Regions from separate parts of the Homo sapiens genome. Here region 2 is linked to region 1. Evidence: chromatin contacts called from ENCODE Hi-C or POLR2A ChIA-PET data. All regions are on one chromosome and are shown on one strand. Each heading gives the region's core, a stretch centred on a gene start or an enhancer-like site at or near the end of the contact. The rest is flanking DNA. Distances are from core to core; before and after follow the strand shown. Region 1 overlaps DNAJC13 (DnaJ heat shock protein family (Hsp40) member C13). Region 2 holds the start of CDV3 (CDV3 homolog).

Region 1 (6,449 bases), core at 2,382-4,881:
TTAAGTTATTAATGCCTTTTTAGCATACTAATAGTTCAAAGGAAGAAAACATGATTCTCTCCGTAGATGTCAAAAAGACATTTGATTTAACTTAAGCATTTTTGATAATTAAAAAAATCTCGTATTAAAATACAACTAGATATTTCAATAAATATAACAAATTATGTTAATAGATTTTTCTAATATTGAAGTGTTTACCTAATTGGTCACGGTGTATTACTATTTTAAAATGCGACTTGATTGTTACTGCTAATATTAGCTTTGAAAATAGATTGGTGGGTTTTTTTCTTATTGTATTGTCTTTTCAGATTTTAGTAGTATTAAAAAAATTGAGAAGCTGTTTTTACTCAGTTTTCGGCAACAATTTAAGGAGCATGGGAGTTACTTGGTCCTCAGGTTTCTTCTGTCTTGAAATCATTTGAGCCTGGTGCTTTTGGAGGATGTAATTCTTTGCAGCTTTCTTAAATTCTTCAATATAAGGGTTGATTTATTCTTATATTGAAGGGTTGATTTTCAAATTTGTCAGCATAGAGTTATATGCAGCATTTTAAAAAACTTTTGGTTGTGTGAAGTCTTTGTTTTCCTTAATTTTGTTTTATATATACTAATGTTTTATCCATTTTAATATTTTATTTCCAAAGAACTAATTATTTTGCTTTAAATAAGTTTTTCTAATTCAATTTCCTTTTATGATTATGAATTCCTTTCTCTTTTGAAGGATTACTGATACCCAAATGTTTTTTCTCCTTCAAATATGTTACTTGAAAGGAAATGAAGTGAGAAGTGAAAACTGCTTGTTTGTGGTGTAGGCTTCCTACTTCTATAAAATTGCAACACTGAGATGTAATAGGTAGTTGCTTAAGTAGAAACTATTAAGATTCCAGGATATGGCTGTGACTGACCAGTTGCCCCAGGCCATAGCTTTTCCTTCCTTTCCATATGGCTTTGTTGTAAGGGTATTTTGAAAGCATTGGTATGCAGTGTTTTTTTTTTTTAATAAAACTTTCCCATTTAGGATCTTTCAGCATCCTCAGCTGATGCTTTGCCAACTTAATTTATACTAACATCACACAAGATTGCTTGCATATAAATCATACTTTTCTACTTAGATATCTTAATAGTTCACAGTAAAATGAGTGGGTGGGTTTTAATAAAAATAACATTTTAGAATGTTTAAAAAGGTGAGAATATATAACTAAGCTATATTTAGTCACCATTAATCAACTAACACATTTCTATGTATTGAACTGTTTGTTTTGTGTTATATATATTTTCTTATAAAATATCTTTTTGTTTAAAACTAAATTTAAGCACTTGTTTTCCTTTGTAGGTATAAGCGTGTCTTTTCAGTTGGAACTCATGCGATTACTACATATAATCCCAATACCTTAGAAGTAACAAATCAGGTAATCCTGTTAGAAGCTGTTAGGTGTTTGTATGAACTCCCTTTGAATTTTAAAAGCCAGGCTGTGACCATTACCCTCCCTTAAATCAGTACTTGAAGATAGAAATGTCAAATCAGAAAGAGATTGATGTGCTTACATAATACTCTGATTTGGGGACCAAAAATAAATAATAAATAAACAGGAGGGGGAGAATATGCTTATTTCTAGGGCTCTCAAGGGTATAACTTGATGTTACTATTAGTTGTGGCCACCTCCTTTATGTAAAATTAGTAATTTAGTTCTCTATAATTTATAAAGGCTTATACTTTTTACTGTAACAAAAGCATATATAAGTCATGAGTCCAGTTAGTGTAAAATACTCGTCATGGGAGTAGGATTATGGGTTTATAAAGGCAAGAGTAACCTGAACATTTATAAGTAAACATATTCAAAGATATTCTGGCCTATTTTAATTCCAAATTAGGCATGTTTCACAAACTTTTTAACAAATTTTTAAGTAGTCATAAAATTTCACTTCCCAGTTCTTATCACTTTTTAATTTTAATTTCTTTGGATTAATGTCATCATTAAAATAGGAATACATATTGGATTTTTCTGACTAAAAACCTTTAAAAGAATTTTTTACAGAATTACTGTAAGACACAATTTCTAGACTCTATTTTATAAAATTTTGCTGATTTAATCAGTGATTATGAAATTAAAGTGACAAAAATAAGCATTACATTTTACTGTATTATAGTAGCACCAGTCAAAATTTTTTTTTTTTTAAGTGGCCTTATGGAGACATTTGCAGCATCAGCCCTGTTGGAAAAGGACAAGGAACGGAGTTCAACCTCACATTTCGTAAAGGCAGTGGAAAAAAGTCAGAAACTTTAAAATTTTCTACAGAGCACAGAACAGAACTTCTTACAGAAGCATTGGTAAGAAGATTCCATGTTCATAAATAAAATTTCTTTCTTCTCTTTTTAAAATGAAGTAGTTACATAGAAGTAGAGAAATTAATGTTCTCTGCCCCTGTACCCACTATGATTATTTTTTTCTTACTGACCTTTAACTTGACCCTGTGAAACGTTCACTTTTCTCTAACAGGCTGGAAAATCTTTTATATTTGCAAGTTTATTAGTTTTTTTTAATTGCATATGCAGGAGAAAGCATTGTATGTTTATCTTGTTCTTCAATAAGGTTTCATACTCTTTTTATTGAATATTCTTAAACTATAACTTGAATAACAGTTTTTAGTGTCCAGGTTACCAAGTCAGGATTTTACTTGCTTTGAGTAGAAGGGAGTGAGCCAAGTTTTCCTTACCAGTCTGTTGTCATAAACTGTGGTTATGTTTTCTCTTTCAGAGATTTAGAACTGATTTTTCAGAGGGAAAAATCACAGGAAGGGTAAATATTTAACATTTATTATGTATTTTTATTTGTTCAAATGTTGCCCTTTATTGTAGAAATCATTTCATAATCTGTGTGTTCCATTTGTAGCAAAGCTAAAGGGAAAAGAAACAAAATTGTAATGTCTCCTGATATCATGTTATGTAGTTTAACAGGAAACTCAAATATGAACAGTTAGATTTAAGAATGTTGATACTGGTAGATGGGGGGAAAAAAAGGCAAAAAAACCTTTGGAGCATTAAAAGCAACACTATAAGCATTCAGGTAGTCCTTATGCAGTATCCCAAACAGTAATACCAGAGAACGTCATACTGCTGATAGTGCATGTTGGAACATTCATTCATTGTTTGGTGTAGGAGTTTCTTATTTCAGAAATATTCAAGTTTTAAGATTTGAGCATACTGAAACTGTCTTCTTACATGTTCTTGGACTGGATCTGGCCTGTACTGAAGCTTGGCATGGTGCACTGACAGCTTTGGAGGAAGCTGTGGTGGCATATCAGAGTCGTCTTAACTTTCCCAGGCCTTTTCCAGTAATGTAACAGCAGCATTTAAACTAAATCAGAGACTTCTGGGAAAGAGGAACAGGAGTGTAACCTTTTTTCACTCTCTTGAGATATTAAATTTCTTCCCATTAGCAAGTATTACTTTTATAATGGAGAAAAATAATGCTTAAATTTATAGCACTGTTCAGAACCCTAGCTTCTGGCAAAAGGCAGGAACTGAATTCTGATATGCGGGCAGCACCATTCTCCTGTCTGTCTTAAGCCCTCATTCATAGAATATTTCTATGAATATTCTGCTACTTTTTTTAGCATCCCAGAAACCTCACTAATTTCAACTCTAGCAATTGGCTGGTTGCCCAGCAGCGTTTAAAAATAGTTTAATGGCAACTGGCGAGCTGCTTATTTCTTGTTCCTGATGAGCCATGGTCAAATTTTTATAAATCATAACTTGGTGTGCTTATTTTAATTATTCTATATTGTCAGGTGACGTACCTCATCTGTTTGGGAAACAACTGCTTTCAAAAGCATACTTAGAATTTTTATATAAGCTGTCTTTTGTACCAGTTAACTTCAGCCATTTAATACTTTTCAAAATCTTGTGGTAGAAACAGTACCTCTAGAAGATTGCCCAAAGGATAGTTTACCTGATTTTACATCAGGAGTAAGGGGCTCAAAGTGACACCTGTATTGTCCTAATAACAAGTTTAGATTCCACCCCAAATACTGTGCTGGCTAAACGGCACTCTTCTTGCCTAAGTTGAATTTGGCTCTAAGACCTCCATTTGCCCTAGATATACTTCTAAATCAGGGTTTCTCAAAAGTCCTTCTTGGTTGGCCCCTGCAATCCTGAGGGATAATGATGCTTCCATCAGCACATCTCATTAATGGCAGTTGTTTATGAGCTGGGAGGAATGGAGAATATCCTATATAGTGGTCTTGAGGCATGTAAACAAGTATAGTTTGGAAAGCTCCACAATTTTTGTGCCCTGCCTTCTCCCATTCCTGCAGCAGAGGTGTGGCATTGACTGATCTTTTGGTTCAGAATCAAGGTTCTGTATTCTTGGATTAGTGCAGGCCCCTTTGTCTGTCTGCATAATTACTTTTATGGAACTATGTGTGTGTTCGATGCATAGATCAGTAATGTTGAGGAGACTTGATGTCCTGTGAAAGTCATTGCTGACTTCAGTGTTGGGATATTAGTGGAGGTGTTCATTACTTAGTGCTTCACTCTCTTTTCTGAAAACCTAGAAGATAATTTCTTATTTCAGTATCAGAAATAGTTGTACTCCAGAGCAACCAATTGATTTTTACATTAAAAATTGTAATTGACCATGTATCCCACTTTATATTGATGGGTAGAAAACTGCGGTGTTTGGGTGGGGGAGAGGATACTCATTTCACATCTGAAACTTTGTTATCCTTATTTTCTCTTTGCTTCAGTTTTCTATTATTTTAAATTTATTTTCTTCTTCCGTATCGCATCATTTTGCTTAGCAGCCTTGATTAAACCTTTTTTCTTTTTAAAGACTGAAACTGGATAGTAAATGGATATTGACTATTCTAATAATTTCTGACACTCAGCTACTTTAATTTGTGAAGGAATATTATCTAAATGGAATTTTACTTGCTAATATGATCAAACATCTTGAAGATAACTTTCCAGTTGTGTGATTAGAAAAGCCTAAGGTCAAATACAGGCCTCAGCTTTTTTTTTTTGTATGTGGAAATAAAATATACATTAATATACTGAGGCGGTTCAGGTTGTTTAAATTGAATATTACAACTTCCCTGAAATGTGACTTAGCTCTTTTCATTATTGAACTTGGATTAAAAGAATCCATCAAAGAAAGTAGATCTTTTTTCCAGTAAAACTCTTTCAGAATACATTTCTATGTAGGATTTCCTCTTTTTTCTTTTTATAAATTTACATAGAGTGGCTTAAAATAGCTTCATAAAATATTGTAACCCAAACCCTTTGCTAATTAAAAAAGAATGTACTGTCTTCAGTTAGTGTGAACATTCTTAAACACCTCCAAATAGTTAAAATTAATCATAGTTTTAACAATTTGGATAGTAGCTCTAAATATTTACGATGACAGTTAGATTTTTGGTCGTTTCAATAGTGACTGTGATACATTAAATTTTATTTTATATGATTTTATTTTATGAACCTAAAAGTAATACTGATTCTGTCTTTAGAGATACAACTGCTATAAGCATCACTGGAGTGACTCAAGAAAACCTGTAATTTTGGAAGTAACTCCAGGAGGCTTTGACCAAATTAATCCTGCAACCAACAGAGTACTCTGTTCCTATGACTATAGAAATATTGAAGGATTTGTAGATCTCTCAGATTATCAAGGAGGATTTTGTATACTTTATGGAGGATTTAGTAGATTGGTAAGTACTATTTTAAAAAAAAAAAACACTTTAAAAGGGTCATGACCATTTGAAGGAAAGCAAAGCTTTTTATACTTCATTTTGAAATTTCACGTGAGTCCTCTGGAAGGAAGTATAATAGTCCAGGTTTTGGTATCAAAGATACCTGAGCTTGAATCCCAGTTTGCTGCTTTCCAAAATGAGGAGAGTGAGGATCTGGTGAGATAATTTATGTAAAATGCTTTACACACAATGGATGGCTTAGTACGGTAAACAGTGACTACAGTTGTTATTTTCATTGGTATTACTGTCTTACCAAAAAGTTTCTAAGCTTTCTTTGAAAAAGTAATTTAAGCCTGGCATGGCAGCTCACACCTATAATCCCAGCACTTAGGGAGGCAGAGTTAGGAGGATAGCTTGAGCCCAGGAGTTTGAGACCTGCCTGGCAACATAGTGAGACCTTGTTCTGCACAAAAAGGAAAAAAAAATGAAAAAAGTAATTTAAAATCACTTACTTTTTGAGAATCTTTCATCCTTTGCCTGGCTGTTTATAATCTGAAATCTGAGTATGCATTGAAACTTCAATCTGGAATTCATTGCGTGTTTTTGTTCTGAAATTCAGAATTATATATAAGTAAATTATGGGGTATAACAGAAGCTACTTAAGGTGCTGAGAACCCTGTTAATCAGTAATAGAAGCTGAAGTATATATAACTATTTTTTTTTAAGATACATCCTGCCTTTCTGTCTCAAAGATGTGCGGTAGA
Region 2 (5,622 bases), core at 3,123-5,622, 1.1 Mb after region 1:
CAAAAACAGTCAAATAGCAGCAATTTTATGTGGTTCAACAATCAGCAAACCAGACCCATTGGGGGTGGGGTTAATGAGTCTGACTCCCTTCTCAAGCCATGGTGGTGGGTGTATGTGTGTGTGTGTGTGTCTGTGTCTAGGAGAAGGGGGGTGTATGGCAGCCCTTTTCTCTTTCTGGAAATAAGCTCTCCTGGATAGTTGCTGTTGTCTGGGGCCTCCTCTTGCTCTCCATGTATCCTCCAACTAGGACCCTAATGTCAAAAATGAGCTAAGGAGGAACTTGAGGTTGAGGGAGAAGGTTGAATTATTTGTTATGTGTGGCAGAGTTAGCCTATGCTCATAAGCCAACAAGGAAACACTTTTAGAGTCCATGATTTGTGCAGTCCTCTGTTAATGTGGAAAACTGGAGATTAATGGAGACATTTTTCATTTTACAAACATCAGTTAAATGCTTGTGTGATATAGGCTATATGCTCAATGCCATTCCTGCCTTCAAGAGTTTTCAATGTGCTTTTGTAGGTGTTCCTGTGTGTCTCCTTCTAGTTACCAGCTTAGTGTACAATAAGCTCTGTGAAGGCAGGGCTTATCTCTCCTTTAACTCCTAACATAGGGCCCGGCATATAGTAGGTGCTCATTAAATACATGTTTTATATACTTGAGTGAATGAATGAGAGTGGTTAAATAACAAACCAATCATGCGAATACCAGGAAGGCATCAACGATCATACCAAATGAAAAGACTCTGGGCCTCTGAAGTTTAGGAAATCAAGCTGCCTGTAGAGAATAAGAAAAGACTCCCAGAAGAGATGACCTGTAAGTAGTTGCTCCCCAGTTGAAAAGGGGACAGTTCAGGCAGTGGCATAGTTGGCCTTACAGATGTTAGAGAGGAAACCAGAAATGAAAAGAAGAATTCTAGCCACCCATTTCCTGGTGAACACTTTGGCCAGCATGAGCTGCATTCCTTTGAGCTGAGCATGAGTGGAATTTCCAGCCTAGGTAGCAGAATGGATCTTGGATCAAATAGCTCAGCAGAAAAGAACTCAGAAACAATGGGGCTGGGCTCAACTGCCCTTTGCCAGCTCTTGAGCTCATGGAATATTGGAACTCAGCAGGCCTTGTTGAGGGAGATATATGATGTCCTTCGGATTGCACCACTTCAGAGGACCCAGAGGGAAACTGCCATGTTCAGACAGCATTAGGAACCTTGGAAGATGTGCAGAAATACCTGGGAATAGTCTGCATTACTATACAAGTTTTCCATCTGGCAAGTACAAGTGAAAGTCTGTTTGCTTTAAGTATGCAGACGGTCCAAACACATTGGACAGCAGAGGGGAAGACACCTCTGTCAAGAGAGAGCTGGAGGAGCCGGGCACAGCGGCTCCTACTTGTGATCCCAGCTACTCAGGAGGCCAAGGCAGCAGGATCAATTGAGCCCAGGAGTTCCAGACCAGCCTGGGCAACATAGCAAGATCCCTTTCTCTAAAAATGTAAAAAAAAAAAAAAAAAAATTCAGCTGTACATGATGGCACCTGCCTGTAGTCCCAGCTACTCTGGAGGCTGAAGCCAGAGGATTGCTTGAGCCCCGCCTCTTAAAAAGAAAAAAAGAGAGAGAGGGCAGAAGGATGCTTCAAAGATGAGGGGGTGTCTGGTAACGATGATAATGATAGCATGATTCAGGGCACTGTGCAACCAATCTGGAGAAGGGTGGTAGGGGAGGTTTAAAAGGAGCAACTGATGGGAACAGATGCTGTCAATTTTAGGGCAGGTGATTCAAAGAGGAAGGGACCAGCTTCACAGAGGAGAGAATTACTACAAACAATGACACAACCACAAAGACACTGGTCTCTCTACTGGCCTGACCTGAATTTCTTACACATGATCAAGTTCTGGGATCATGCCATCAATCACACTGAAAAATGTAGTGGGAAATTCTGCAGCGTCAGCCCTCAACTACTGTTCCTTCTGTGTATTTTCTCAAGTCATTAATTCTTTCAAGACAATGATGAATTGATAAGGACTTAAGAAAGATATAAATAACTGAAACTTATTTATATCTAGATCTTCTCTTCTAGATTATAAGGGAATTGAATGCAGGAATCACAAATTACTCACTTTTGAATAAAGCACTTTGCCCGAAATATAGCAAAATAAGTGCTTCATAGATGAGGAAAGAAAGAGAGGGAGAGGGCCGGGCATGGTGGCTCACACCTGTAATTCCAGCACTTTGGGAGGCTGAGGTGGGTGGATCACGAGGGTCAGGAGTTTGAGACCAGCCTGGCCAACATGGTGAAACCCCGTCTCTACTAAAAATACAAAAATTAGCTGGGTGTGGTGGCGGGTGCCTGTAATCCCAGCTACTCAGGAGGCTAAGGCAGGAGAATCGCTTGATCCTGGGAGGCAGAGGTTGCAGCGAGCTGACATGCCATTGCACTCCAGCCTGGTGACAAGAGCAAGACTTTGCCTCAAAAAATAAGTAAGTAAATAAATAAATAAATAAATGAAAGAGAGGGAGGGAGGAAGGAAGAAAGAGGGGGGAGGAAGAAAAGAAGGAAAGAAAAGAGGAAGGGAGAAAAAAGAAGGAAAGAAAAAAAAGAAAGAAAATAAATTTGATTAGCGATGGTAAGGGAGGGTGATGGTGATGGGCAGTACTGAACCTGGCCTGCATCACAGGAAGATATATGTTGTCATAGAAGGAAGTCACCTTGGGAGCTGTTCATGTTTGGGGAATAGTATATGTATAAGCTCAAGCTACTTGCTGGCCAAGGCTAGGTCCTTGATTTCTTTTGACATTCAGAAGTTAGACTTTTTTTTTTTTTTTGAGACGGAGTTTCACTGTTGTTGCCCAGGCTGGATTGCAATGAGGCGATCTCGGCTTACTGCAACCTCCGCACCCCCGGGTTCAAGCAATTCTCCAGCCTCAACCTGTAGCTGGGATTACAGGCGTTAGCCACTACGCCCGGCTAATTTTCGTGTTTTTAGTAGAGACGGGGTTTCATTATTTTGGTGAGGCTGGTCTCGAACTCCTGACCTCAGGTGATGCGCCTGCCTCGGCCTCCTGAAGTGCTGGGATTACAGGCGTGAGCCACCGCGCCCAGCCAGAAGTTAATTCTTTAATAGCAGTGTAAGTAGGGGGTAGGAAAAGAGAAACTTTAATGGGGTAACTGTAAAGGAAAAGACGAAGAAGTCTCTCCATTTACTGGCTGGATTCTATCTACCCCATATGGCTACCAACATTTGTCTGAGTCATTTCCTCAATGGTTGTGACAGCTCCCTCTTCTGCTTTTAGAAGGAGGAAGTAGAAAGTTTAAGAGCTTACTTTAGACCACCTTTTGCATATAGAATTCATTTCATTTTCAAGGCCCCAAGGGTATTTAAATGGGCTTTAAACCCATTTAAACCTGGCTTTCGCCTGGGCATTTTGGTCTCCACCCCTATGATAAGACAGTCCCCTCCTTTTATCAGGGATAGAAGCTAAGGATAAACTGTATCATCATCTAGACTCAAGTCAGGGCGTTAAGCAATGTGCTGAGCAGCTAATAATGTTGACTCTCTTCCCTCCATCCCCCTATCTTGTAAGAAATAGTATACCCACTTTACAGATTAGGGACTTGACGATAGGATTTATTGAACTTGACCTTGGTAAACATAATCCAGAGGGTGGAGTTCAGACAAAATCCCTTTCTACCTACCAACCAGCCTATGAAAGATCTTTTAGTAAATGGGACCTAAACTTCAGGCTCACTGCTCCTCTCACTTTCACAATCAACCGGTAAAGAAGAAAAGTAATGGTTGCCACTCCAGAGGGGGTGGAAGTACAGAAGCGATCAGAGGAGAGGAACAATCTTTAACACAGTTGGCTTAACGCAGTGCCTGTCCGTTTCGCGACAGTTCAAACGACTACTATGGGGCCACGGTTTGTTCTGGGCCAGGAAACACACGTGCATCCTGCGCATGCGTCCAAAAGGAACCCACTGCCCCTCCTGCTGGACCTCTTTAGCCAAGTCATCAACCAGCCCTCAACATGCCCGCCCTCAAGACTAAACCCTCGGCCAATCGGGAAACCGGAGTCGCCCGGCACGTCACTTATTTTGCATATGCCCTCCTCTCCCCGCCCCCATGCTTGGACTCCGCCCCGTCTGGGTCAGGGATTGTCACCTAAGAGCTTCGTCCTGGCACCTGATTGGCTCTCTTTCCAGCTCCGCCTCCATCTCCTCCCGCCGCCCGCCCCTTGGCGATCCCACAGCGGCAGGCAGAGCAAAATACGCAGGCGCAGGCGCTTCCTCTCTCTTCTAGCGGCCCGCCCTCCCTCCTCCCTCTCCCTCCCCTCCCCACTCCCTTCCCCTCCTCTCCAGGCCTGCGCGCGCGCCTCTTCCTCCGGCACGCGCCGCTGCTAGCCGAGCACTCTCGCCAGAACCTCTGGCTCGCGCGTGCCTTTTCCCCTCAGGTTGTGGGGAGAGCGGAATCCTGCTCCGCCGTCGCAGCAGCAGCGGCAGCCCCGGCAGCCTCGGGCGACAGCGGCGGCGCGCGAGCCCCCGGGCGGACCGTACCACCGCTCGCCAGCACGCAGGGGGAGCCGCCCGTCTCGCCGCGCACGCCTCGGCGACCCCGCGGGGCTGAGGCGTCGCCGCGCCCGGCAGCGTGAGCGCAGAGCCGGCCTCGACCCCGAGCTCGGAGCCCCGCGGGCCGCGCCCGCCGCCGGCCCCACCCATCCGGGTCGAGGAGGCCGAGGCCATGGCTGAGACGGAGGAGCGGAGCCTGGACAACTTCTTTGCCAAGAGGGACAAGAAGAAGAAGAAGGAGCGGAGCAACCGGGCGGCGAGTGCCGCGGGCGCAGCGGGCAGCGCCGGCGGAAGCAGTGGAGCCGCGGGTGCGGCGGGCGGCGGGGCGGGCGCGGGGACCCGGCCGGGTGACGGCGGGACCGCCAGCGCGGGGGCTGCGGGCCCAGGGGCCGCCACCAAGGCTGTGACGAAGGTGAGGGGCCGGGAGGCCGGCACTCGGGGCCCGGGCCGCGCGCCGGCGCCCCATGTGCCCGCCCCCGCCTGCCGGGGAAGCGTCCGGGAGGGGCCGCGGAGGCCGGGCGGACGGGCGCGGGCCGCCACGTGACGCAGGCTCTCCACCTCGGGCTGGGCTCGCCAGGGCCGGGACCCCTTCCGATATCCGCGGTGGAGCCGCCCTTCCCACCCCGCGTCGCTCGGCGTTAGCCAAGGCCCGGGCGGCGCCACCCTCCGGGGGCACTAGGTCTGGGGCCGCAGTGCCCAGCACAGAGCAGCGTTTATCGGGTGACGTCTAGGCTGAGTAATTCCGTGTGCTGACCTCAGCCCAGTAGTTTGAGCTGAATTTTCGCTTTCAGCAGCCGCATTTGTAGCAGCTCTTTTGTGATGACTTAGTCTCTAAGCCCGTGAAAGAAAAAGAAAACTCTCGGTGGCAAGGTTGAAGTAGAAATGTAGTTGTGAAATTCCTATTGACTTCTTCCTTCGGCTTTTCTTAGTTGCTTAAAGTAACAGCTCCCATGCAGGAACCCAGCGGAAGTATAGTGTTAGCCTACGAGCATGTTTGTCCTCCATTTAGCCTAGTTTGCCCCAGAACGAAGCAAGGGCTTTGACCAGAAGACAAGTACATACT

What was found. Hi-C counts contacts between places; a loop is a spot of excess contacts on that map. ChIA-PET counts read pairs that join two places held with the same protein, here RNA polymerase II (POLR2A). Pooled maps may share reads with other maps.
Region 2: a loop to region 1 is called in a map of chondrocyte, with 3 times the contacts of the local background. The contact joins the promoter of CDV3 here to the enhancer-like site in region 1. A Hi-C loop is called at or near these places in 1 of 168 maps with a recorded cell type or tissue (chondrocyte) and 1 of 50 pooled maps. POLR2A ChIA-PET finds 5 or more read pairs at or near these places in 2 of 52 experiments (GM10248 and T-cell).

Annotation. Positions count from the first base shown.
Region 1 is chr3:132,445,145-132,451,593 of GRCh38, forward strand. DNAJC13 (DnaJ heat shock protein family (Hsp40) member C13) reads left to right here. Exons shown (of 56, transcript NM_015268.4): 3 at 1,331-1,406; 4 at 2,177-2,326; 5 at 2,754-2,795; 6 at 5,503-5,703. Among named protein-coding and RNA genes, the nearest start is that of DNAJC13, 31 kb to the left of the region's middle. Within about 2 kb of position 3,632, at least 7 of the 41 ENCODE cell types and tissues checked have a DNase peak (open chromatin) inside an H3K27ac peak, as active enhancers do.
Region 2 is chr3:133,569,314-133,574,935 of GRCh38, forward strand. It overlaps CDV3 (CDV3 homolog), which reads left to right and starts at 4,373. Exons shown (of 5, transcript NM_017548.5): 1 at 4,373-4,971. The coding sequence starts at 4,732. RefSeq lists enhancers at 3,362-3,601, 3,544-4,045, 3,702-3,871 and silencers at 4,252-4,791, 4,812-4,921, 4,952-5,341.